Regions from separate parts of the Homo sapiens genome. Here region 2 is linked to region 1. A link is a loop called in an ENCODE intact Hi-C map of the cell type or tissue named here. Cell type or tissue: heart left ventricle. All regions are shown on one strand. Links, peaks and the distances in the headings refer to the core of each region. The heading gives the core; the rest is flanking DNA.

Evidence for each region. Hi-C counts contacts between places; a loop is a spot of excess contacts. Peaks named below come from ENCODE experiments on the same cell type or tissue, not always from the same donor. Only the 100,000 strongest peaks of a DNase experiment are listed, where the experiment ranks them.
Region 2: it touches region 1 in a loop (2.8-fold over the local background); 6 of 110 quality-filtered maps call a loop at or near these places.

What each region holds. Positions count from the first base shown.
Region 1 is chr1:182,721,068-182,726,450 of GRCh38, forward strand. It overlaps a transcript of RGS8 not described here. Among named protein-coding and RNA genes, the nearest start is that of LINC01688, 11 kb to the left of the region's middle. In heart left ventricle, for the core only: no CTCF peak of the experiment used is centred there; a DNase peak (open chromatin) is centred at 2,334.
Region 2 is chr1:182,772,690-182,778,072 of GRCh38, forward strand. No RefSeq gene overlaps it. Among named protein-coding and RNA genes, the nearest start is that of NPL, 14 kb to the right of the region's middle. In heart left ventricle, for the core only: no CTCF peak of the experiment used is centred there; no DNase peak of the experiment used is centred there; H3K27ac peaks cover 1,051 bases.

The DNA.
Region 1 (5,383 bases), core at 283-5,282:
TATACATATATACACATATATATGTGTGTATATATATACATATATATATGATTTTAATCTCCCTGATTTAGTCTTCTTTAGTCTGATAAAGATCTTCTTCACTTTAACATGACAGAACCCCCAATTTATTCATTTACTCGATAAATATTTATTTAGTGCCTATCATGTCCCAGGTTCTAGAAATTGGGATGCCACAGTGAAAAACGCAGAACAGACAGACCATTCAAGTTGAATTAAGCAAAAACAGGAGAGGGGAAATGTATTGGCTCATGTCACTGGAAAACTAAACTTGGTCAGTCACAAAGATCTAGGGATGTCATTAGAAATTAATCTCACTCTCTCAAAATATTTATCTTAATTCTGCTTTTCTTGGGTATGCTTTGTTCTCGGCAAAATTTCTTCACAGCGTGACAGAAATGGCCACTGGCAGCAGTGTGCTTCCATCATCCTAGAGCCAATAATGCCTAAGAAAAGAGAGTGCTGCTTTCCCAGGGAAAGGGCATCTCAGGGATCTGCTAAGGGTAAGTGGAGCCAGGGATATTGACTTTGAGCTTTTCTATGTATCTATTGGTCACTTTTATGTATATTAAGTCATTTCTGCCATCCTGGTGTAGGGATGGCTTCCAGGAACACTGCTGTCACCCACTGTGCTGACTCGTTCAGCTTTACAACACAAAGATGAAAGGTCAGAGTTCATATCATGACATGAAAATGAGCAGCACTGGAAGCATGTGTGTAGCAGAGGAGAAATGAAGTTTGAAGCCTACAGAGTCAGAAGCTAGTCTATGGAAAATTCTTCCAATCACATGTATATACAATTCCTAGCAGATAATTTGGTATCATTAATGTCTAGTCAAAATGTACACTCCCTATCACAGTGCACACAATTATAAAAGTAGCACAGTACTTCCTTCCCCTTCTATGATGGAGATCGGCAAAATCAAACGTATCAGAATTGCTGTGTTTTAGGACATAGAGCTGTAGCACCACAGGTTCTGTGTATGAAGCTCTGTGCTTTACATAACTTGGGACGTATTATATCTTAGCATATCTGATTCCTCTTGTCCTGAGGAAGAAGGTAGTTCCAGAGGAAATTTTGCAAAGTTGCCAAAAAAAAGGAAAAATAATAAGTGTCCTGAAGAAACAAGTGTTTTTTTTTTTTTCCACATATGTAGTCATTGAGAAGTCAATGAATGTTGTAAAAGAGTAATTTGGTCACCTAATTGTATTTGTTATCCATTGCTGCCTCACAGATTGCACTGCATGAGTTTCTTGGGGCTGCCATAGCAAATTACCAAAAAAAAAAAAAAAAAAAAAAAACTGGGTGACTCAGAATAACAGAAAATTATTATCTCTCAATTCTGGAGACCAGAAGCCTGCAACCAAGGTGTCAGCCTGCCATGCTCCCTCCTGAGGACTCTGGAGAAAAATCTCTCCTTGGCTCTTTCCCTGTGCCTGGTGGCTCTTTCTATGCACCTCTTGGCTCTTTCTATGCGTCTGGTGGCTCCCAGCAGTCCTCGGGGTTACTTGGCTTGCAGCTGCATCCCTCCCATCTCCACCTCTGTCATCCTGTGGCCTTCTTGCCTGCATCTCTATGTGTCCTCTCTGTTTATAAAGATGCCAGTCAGGCCGGGCGTGGTGGCTCACACCTGTAATCCCAGCACTTTGGGAGTCTGAGGCGGGTGGATCACGAGGTCAGGAGATTGAGACCACCCTGGCTAACACGGTGAAACCCCGTCTCTACTAAAAAATAGAAAAAAATTAGCCGGGCTTGGTTGCGGGCGCCTGTAGTCCCAGCTACTTGGGAGGCTGAGGCAGGAGAATGATGTGAACCCAGGAGGCGGAGCTTGCAGTGAGCCCAGATCGCGCCACTGCACTCCAGCCTGGGTGACAGAGTGAGACTCGGTCTCAAAAATAAATAAATAAATAAAAATAAAAATAAATAAATAAATAAATAAAGATGCCAGTCACTGGATTAAGAACTCAGCCTACTCCAATATGGCCTCATCTTAACTAATTACATCTTCAAAAAATCTGTTTCCAAATAAGGTCACATTTTGATGTTCTGGGTTGGGGGGGACATTATTCAACCAATTATATACCCCCAAACTTGGCATCTTAAAATAAAAAAGTGTTATTTCATATCACAATTTCTGAGGAATCCAGGAATGGCTTAGCAGGATGGTTCTGGCTCAGAGTCTCCCAAAATTACAGTCCAGCCATCAGTGAGGGCTGCAGTCATCTCAAGGCTCAACTAGGGCTGGAGAATCGGCTTCCAAGCTCACACATGAAGTTGCTGGCTGGCTGGGATCCTCTCTGGCTGTTGGCGTGAGGCCTCAGCTCCTTACTACATGGGCCTGGCTCCACAGGCTGGGAAGTTTCTCTATGACACAGAAGCTGGCTTCTCCCAGAGCAGTGATTTAAGAGAGAGAAACAGAAAGAGAGAGAGAACAAACTAGCAAAAATGGAAGAGAGTGCTTAAGACAGAAATTGCAATCTTATTAAATCTAATCTGGAAAATGATGTGTTACTTGTGCTGTATGCTGCTGTTGGTCCCACAGACCAACTCAAGAACAACATAGGAGGAGACTATGCAAGGGTCTAAAACCAGGAAGCCCAGGTCCTTGGGGGTCATCTTGGAGGCTGCCTACTGCAAAAATAATGCAGCTCAATACATCATGGCAGCAATTTTTTAAGTGTATATAAATTGTTCCTTTGTATGCCTTAATTCCAGATTAAACTGTATTTTACTTAGAATCAGTGATGACTCTAATTTTAAAAGTATTGTTAAAAGAAAAACTTTAAATAAGTTAACAGAGTTTAATTGAGCAAGGAGTAATTTGAAAATCGGGCAGCCCCCAAAACGAGAATAGGTTCAGAGCAGCTCCAAGACTGCCACGTGGTTGGATAATGTGATAGTTAATACTGAGTGTCAACTTGATTGGATTGAAGTATGCAAAATATTGATCTTGGGTGTGTCTGTGAGGGTGTCGGCAAAGGAGATTAACGTTTGAGTCAGTGGGCTGGGAAAAGCAGACCCACCCTCAATCTGGGTGGGCACCATAGAATCAGCTGCCAGTGTGGCCAGAATATAAATAGAAAGCAGGCAGAAAAACCTGAAAAGGCTAGACTGGATATATATATATATATATATATATATATATATATATATATATATATCCTATTATTTCTGTCCCTCTAGAGAACCCTGACTAATACAGATAACATTCAAGGACAGAAAAAGGAAAAAGGACAGAAAAAAGAAGACACAGTGAGGTATAGAAACAACTGGGCCTTTGCCTTATTTGAACATGGGTGGGACAATTGACCATCTGTGATTGGCTGACTCAGCTACTTGTTATACGAGTAGGTTACAGCCTGTTTACACATCCAGTTAGGTTGCAGTTCACTATGCACAGAAAAGCTTTTAGGTCAAACTTAAAAATATGTAAGGAGGAGGCTTTAGACTAAATTTTTTATTTTTTGTTTATTTTATTTTATATTTTTTGAGACGGAGTATTGCTCTGTCACCCAGGCTGGAGTGCAGTGGTGCCATCTCGGCCCACTGCAACCTCTGCCTCCTGGGTTCAAGAGATTCTCCTGCCTCAGCCTTCCGAGTAGCTGGGATTACAGGCGCCTGCCACCACACCTGGCTAATTTTTGTATTTTTAGAAGAGACGGGGTTTCACCATGTTGGTCAGACTGGTCTCGAACTCCTGACCTCAGGTGATCAACCCGCCTCGGCCTCCCAAAGTGCTGGGATTACAGGCATGAGCCACCGCGCCCGGCCTAGGCTAAACTTAATTTAACAATTTTGAGAGGTTGACCAAAGCTTTAGGCATTGATATCATTCTGTCACTGTTGTAAGTGGACATATCTGGTCTCAAATCCCACTGGAAAATAGCCTAACAGTGAGTTTTATAAGGTGGGAATAAGGAAAATGAAAAATAGAGGGAAAGGCTGATGGGTTAACATCAGGTTACTTCAGGTTACCTTTTTGTAAAGGTTAAAGCTGAGGGGGTTTCCTTATTATGCTGGAATCTCCTGTTTTGAGGAGAAAGAAAATGGTCTGTTTTGGGATCTACTGGCTTCCTTAAAGTTTCAGTTTGATTACCACATGCCATGTAGCAAGAGGGACTCCATTTTGGTTTTTCTGATCTGTTAGAGCCTAGTACACAAGTTTAGTCCAAAACAATGCCCCCCAACCCTGATAATTTTAATATTATAGAAGTTGCCATGAAGTTACTTGTTAAAACAGACCCCTAAATATAACAGATGCTCACAATACTCCCTGCGGGACTGCTGCCAACTTCCTGTGGACTCAGACTGGATGTGTCTTAATGTTTCTGCATACACTTCTTAGACCAACAAGAGCATCTGAACCTTTCCCACACTTTCAAAATTAGCAAAGCCAGCTGGCCATCCAGCAGGATCCTGAGAAAGAACACACGAGATGGGGACATGGGGACAGGAATGAGGATGAGTGATGGGCCAGAAATCCAAGAGTCACTTCCTATGAGGAGCCATAAGAGGTGCTGGGTAGTCCCTGAATCCTAGGAGTGGGGACAAGGACTTACAAATGAAACTTGGTGCTACAAGCCACCATTTCATGTCTTAGTTTGTAAGGCTGGTATTTTTGGTATTCAAGAAGTGATGTGTTTCCTGCTAGATTCTGTCTGGAATTCGGTGGGCTCAGCCACACAGCAGTGTCTGACGTCACGGCGTGTGATTCAATCAGCCAGGCTTCCCCTAGTTACAGGCAAACGAAAGATATATTAATTGGGCCTAAATAAACAAAGCATCACCCCATTAAAGTCACAAAATGTTAATGTTAAACAATTTATGAGTAACATTTGCACACATTTTAAAGGGTGCAGTATAGAGAAGATAGTTAATAAATGATGAACACTTAGGCACAAGTAAAGCAGCTGTCTCAGCTTCCACAACTGCTATTAGCACTGCTTAAATTGCCTCTGGATCTTTAACATCTGGGCCCAGTACTTCTACTCAGTGGCTTCTCAGCGGCTTGCAGTTTGCAGTTCTTAGTTAATTGCAGTAAACTGGCACTGATTGCTTTTGGGAAAGAATTTCATTTGTGCCTATGTGATGCTAATCTCAAAAAAAAAAAAAAAACTTCAGGTTTCCAAAACTTCCATGTTTTAAAGAAAACTGCTTTGATATTTACTAAGCTTTTCTCTGTAGAATGTTTTCAAGTATCCTCTAAGGGGCCCTGGTTAACCCTCTTTCCTCTAGGAGTAGAGATAGGTCTATGCAGTGCCCCCCAGTCTCAATCTCCATGCTCTGATAAGATGCCATGCCACGGCCAGGTGCGGTGGCTCACGCCTGTAATCCCAGTACTTTGGGAGGCCGAGGTAGGCAAATC
Region 2 (5,383 bases), core at 51-5,050, 51 kb after region 1:
CCTATCATCTTTTGAGTCTTTTCTCTATATTTGGAGACATATCCAAATTATGAGTTGTTATATAGGATTCACAATGCAAATTTCCAGCTGCCCTTGCAGCTAGGATTCAGGGACATGAATTACTTGGTGTCAATCAAGGACACCATATCATTATAAGATTTTGATTCAAGGCCAGCTGCAGTGGCTCATGCCTGTAATCCCAGCACTTTGGGAGGCCGAGGCAGGCAGAAAACTTGAGTTCAGGAGTTTGAGGCCAGCCTGGCCAACATGGTGAAACCCTGTCTCCACTAAAAATACAAAAAGTAGCCAGGGATGGTGGCAGGCGCCTGTAATCCCAGCTACTCGGGAGGCTGAGGCAGGAGAATTGCTTGAATCTGGGAGGCAGAGGTTGCAGTGAGCTGAGATTGTGCCACTGCAGTCCAGCGTGGGCAACAGAGTGAGACTCAAGAATAAAAATAAAAAATAAAATAAATAAAAAATAAAATGACACCAATTTATTTTTAAAAATGTTTTTGATTCAGAAGGAAGCAATAAGAAGAAAAAGGCTCTGCAGAAAAAGGACCTTGAATCTTTGCAAATTTGATGGTGAAGGGGATGCAGAGGTATCTGGTATTTTTTTGTGGTGGCTGTTTCCCAGGGTTTACAATAGGGTATTTTGGAGATAAAAGCAATAGCTGTGGAACAGCAGCATTTTTCCATTAAATCTGCTGTTTAGTTTGGGATATTATTCCTCAAGGCTTATTCTCAAGCCCAGTTTTCCAGTTCACTCAACAGTCCCGTGATCCACCCAATATTTTTAAATAAAACGCTTTTCTATTGATTCAACAAGAATCAGCGTCTGTTGTTTGGAGCCAAGAACTTTGATTAATACAGTTATATTTCCTATAAATGTGGAAACTTATGTCTTAAAGGTTAAATTGCTCAAGATGACAAAGTCAGTCAATGACAGGGCAAAGATTTGTACCTGGACTGTCATAATCTCAAGCCCATATTCTGATGCAAAAAGAGTATACCATAAGGTCATAAAACTAATGAGTTGTGCTTGAGTTGTTTTAAAGTTAGTATAAATTATAGAAAGATCTAGTCTAACCTAAAGCTCTGAATAACAAAGTATCAAGTGGAGTCCACAACCCAAATCTTTTGCTATGTAATCTAATGTGCTTTCTATGACACCTCTCATCATCATAATCCTATCACATTTTGCTTTATGTATTTTGAAACTAATTTTTAAGTGCATTTGTGTTCAAGAATATTATACAGAGAAGAGATTACCATTATTTCTTGCATCCCACACCTCTCTGTATTCAATTTTCAACTTACTGAAGTACATCTTTTAATAATTCTTTCAGCCAGGGTCTATTTTGAATTATTTATCAGAAAATGCCTTTATTTTTGCCTCATTCTTGAATGATGTGTGTTTTCTGGATAGTATCTTTAAAAGATGGGCATGTATGTCCCTTCTGCCTTCCTTGCAAACTACCCTGCTCCTGCACCTGCCTGGGATGCAGACCTGAGGGACACAGCTAAAGTAGCCATGTGGGATCCTAAAATAGAAGCCGCAAATTGAGAGTAACAGAGCCACTCTATCAGCCCTTGACATCTGGACTGTTACATGGGAAAGAAATAAATTTCTATCTCTTTTAAGGCTCTATATTTTGGGGTCTATCCTTTTTAAAAAAAACAATGTCTACTATGTCTTAGCAGTTGTATCCCTGCTTGCTTTGCTCTCTCCTTTCCTTATGCCTTCCTCAATATAGATGTGTACGGTGCCCTGGTACACACTCCCAACCCCTACCTTCACTTTTATTTCTGGGTCCTAACCAAAATCCACAGAGTGCCTTGACTGCTATGTGACCTGGCCAGTTGCAGTTTTTTCCCAGCGGATTTTAACCCTAAGCAGGGCCTTGAACATTCCCAGGTATTGTTAAAGGTATCTAGGCTTACTAGAAAGAAACTGGTCCTGAACCTGAGCCAAATTCCTTAAACCTTCATATAAACTCCATACCCTGACCCCCTTGCTGCTGACATACCTAAGTAGAACATCCCTTTCCTCTCGCTGTTCATGGGAAGGATTGCTGCAGCCCACTCTGTACACAAGTTCCCCTGATAAATGCTTTGGACTGGTCACCTTAGCATTTAGTGCTCCTTTCTTTGGAATCCCAATGAGCCCTATCTCAGGATGGTTTGGGGCACTCTCTTGTGAGAACTCCCCAGCACTGCTTTTGGGGTGACTCCAGCCACCACTTGGGTAGAACAAAACAATACATGTGTGAATACATAAATGCACGTGACCTCATTCTTACTTCAATTTCTCCTCTTTATGTCATATTTTTCTATCTCATTATTTCTCTGTGCTGCATTTTGGGTGATTGCCTTAGTTATTTCTTTCAGTTTACTTGTTTTCTTCAGAAGTCTAATCTGCTATTTAACATGTCCCTTTGAGTTGTTAATGTCAACAAATATATTCTTAATCTCTACACTTTCTATTTGGTTCTTTTACAAATAAGCCTGGTCTTTTCTAATGACAAAATAGTCTTCTGTTTTATTCCTTCCTTTATGTCTCTGACATTTAAGAGATACTTGCATTAGGCCAAATGTTTATAGTCCCCCCCGAAAAAAAAAAAATCATATGTTGAAATCCTAATCCCCAACATGATGGCATTGGAGGTGGAGCCTTTGGTAGATTCGTGTCTTTATAAAAGAGAGCCCAGCGCGCTCCCTCACCCTTTTGGCCATAAGAGTACATAGCAAGAAGACTGTCCTCTATGAACCAGGAAGAGTGCCCTCATCAGAAACCAAATCTGTGGGCCACTTGATCTTGGACTTCCAGCCTCCAGAACTGTGAGAAATAAATGTCTGTTGTTTGTAAGCCACCCAGTCTGCGGTATTGTGTCATAGCAGCCCAAACACATCAAGACAATACTTATTTCATAGTCTCATTCAGAGTTTTTAAATTAACCCAGTTCTTGGATTGTGATTTCTCTATTTATTTTATCTTCAGGTTTCCCTTCAGGGTGATTCATTTTGTTCTTAATTTTGTATTAAGAGTTCATCTTTAGCAGAGCTTGTTATCTGACCATACACCTGTGTACCTAAATCGTAGAAACAGCCCAACATGGCACTTTGTTTCTGGTGAAATTCTAAGGATTCAATTGTCCTGGACCAGATTTCATGGTAATTTCTTAGAATGAGATTTCTGTATCTCCCAAATCCTACATCTACTCATGGTAAATGCCTGGGAAACACATTTTTCCCACCCACAGCCATAGACCAACTACAAGTTTCCTTCCTCCTCTTCATAACAATTGTCAGTATTTTCCATAGTCCCTTCCTCACAGATGAGGCACCCCTTCTCCTAGGCTCCAGAGATTATTGACAAGACTCTGTCACAGGATTACCACATAAAATACAGGAAGCCCAGTTAAATTTGAATTCCAGATAAACAACCTTTTTTTTTTTTACCATAAATATGTTCCTTTCAACTTGTAGAACATACTTACCCTAAAAAATGATTCATTGTTTATCTGAAATTCAAATTTAACCAGCCATCTTGTATTTTAATTTGCTAAATCCGACAATTCTAGTCATAGTGTCCTGCCTAAACTTGGCCTGAGGTCCCATGTCCTATCTCCAGATGGGCCTCCACACCCAAGACCCCAGATCCTGGGACCTATGTGCCGTTCTAGCAACATCAGCCACAGTTATTACTCTGGCTCTGAGTTTTCTTTTCACATTGAGAACTAGAAGATTTCCCTTACTTTTTTCAATGCTGGTTGTAATGGACGGGTGTGGTGGCTCACGCCTGTAATCCCTGCAATTTGGGAAGCAAGGTGGGCAGATCTCTTGACCTCAGGAGTTTGAGACCAGCCTGGGCAACATGGTGAAACCCCATCTCTACCAAAAATACAAAAAATTAGCCAGGCATGGTGGCATGCACCTGTGGCCCCACCTATTTGGGAGGCTGAGGTGGGAAGATTGCTTGAGCCTAGGAGGCAAAGGTTGCGGTGAGCTGAGATTGCACCACTGCACTCCAGCCTGAGTGACACAGTGAGACTTCATCTTAAATAAAAAAAAATAAAAAACAAACAAACAAACAAACATGGTTGTATATTTTAAATTGCTGCCACATATTATCTAGATTTTCTATGTGACAGTGGTGGAGGGAAGGTTTCCCCATGTCAGCTAGTCTGCCATGTTGTCAGAAATATTTTAATTACTTCACATCTGCCCTCATCCTCCACGTGAGCATTGTACTATGCCATGAAAAAAAAAAATGAAGCACAGAGTGGCGAATTCACCCAAGTTAGTTGGAGACAAGGGAATGTCCAGGAACAAGTCCTCCTGACTTGTACTTCAGGGATGCCGCCCAGCTCATTCTTTCTACAGGACGGGTTCTCCAAAGAAAGGCAAACAGCTCCCAGTTTTGGCTAAGGTTGGACTTCCCAAAAACATGGGTATTCAAGGATTTTCTTTATATTTTTTGGGCACAGGAAGGAAGTAAAATTCTGACTTGCTACGTTTTACCGGGCCAAGTCAAAGATGAAAGGCTAGATGATGAGGTTAAAATAGAAAATTATTAACTAAAAAGGGTTGAAACGTCTATTTTAAGACCTTAAATTAGTCAAAACCTAGGGAATGGAAGACATAGAGTCATAGGATGAGAAAATAATGTGGTTTTGTATTGAAATGTTTCAGAGAAAGGCCCCTTTTAAAACAGTTCTAAATAAAGTTCTTGGAACAGAAGAAAACTATTTTGTTTTCACTTTAGACATGGAAAATCCCCTGGACCAGAAATTCCAAAATCCTCTCTGCATATTTTCTGATTTTTTTCAATAATTCCACATCCTCTACATGGTTTCCAGGCAGAGCCTAATTTGGCCTTGACCCTGCATGCACCAAAGATCTCAAATTCAAGCCTTTGACATAATGTCACAATGAAGTTTTACTTTCTGTTCTTATATACTGTGTATTAAGGTATCAGTTTGTTCAAGGTAAACATTTAAAATCATCACAGTTTTTGAAACTCTGTTTCAGCACATCTACACTTATTTCTACATTTTTCTTATTTTTATTTTTAGTATTCTAGACATCTTAAAAATTAATCCATGCCCTGGGCTTTCCACCCACTCTGGCAGGCTCTGCTGCTAAAAATTCACGTTGTATAAGCCTTAAAGAGTGTGTGTCCCTCCCAAACAGCTCCCACATGAATATGAGTTTAAGAAAAGAAGGTATACATTTTGCTAATAGAAATCATTTATAATTCAAAAGAAAAAGGAATAATACTTCTCGTGTTTGTCTCTGGTCCCAGAACTTACTTGTCCCACAAGACCTTTGGCTCTAATCACCTCCTAGGATTACTCCCTCTAGGTCTACGCCACTCAAA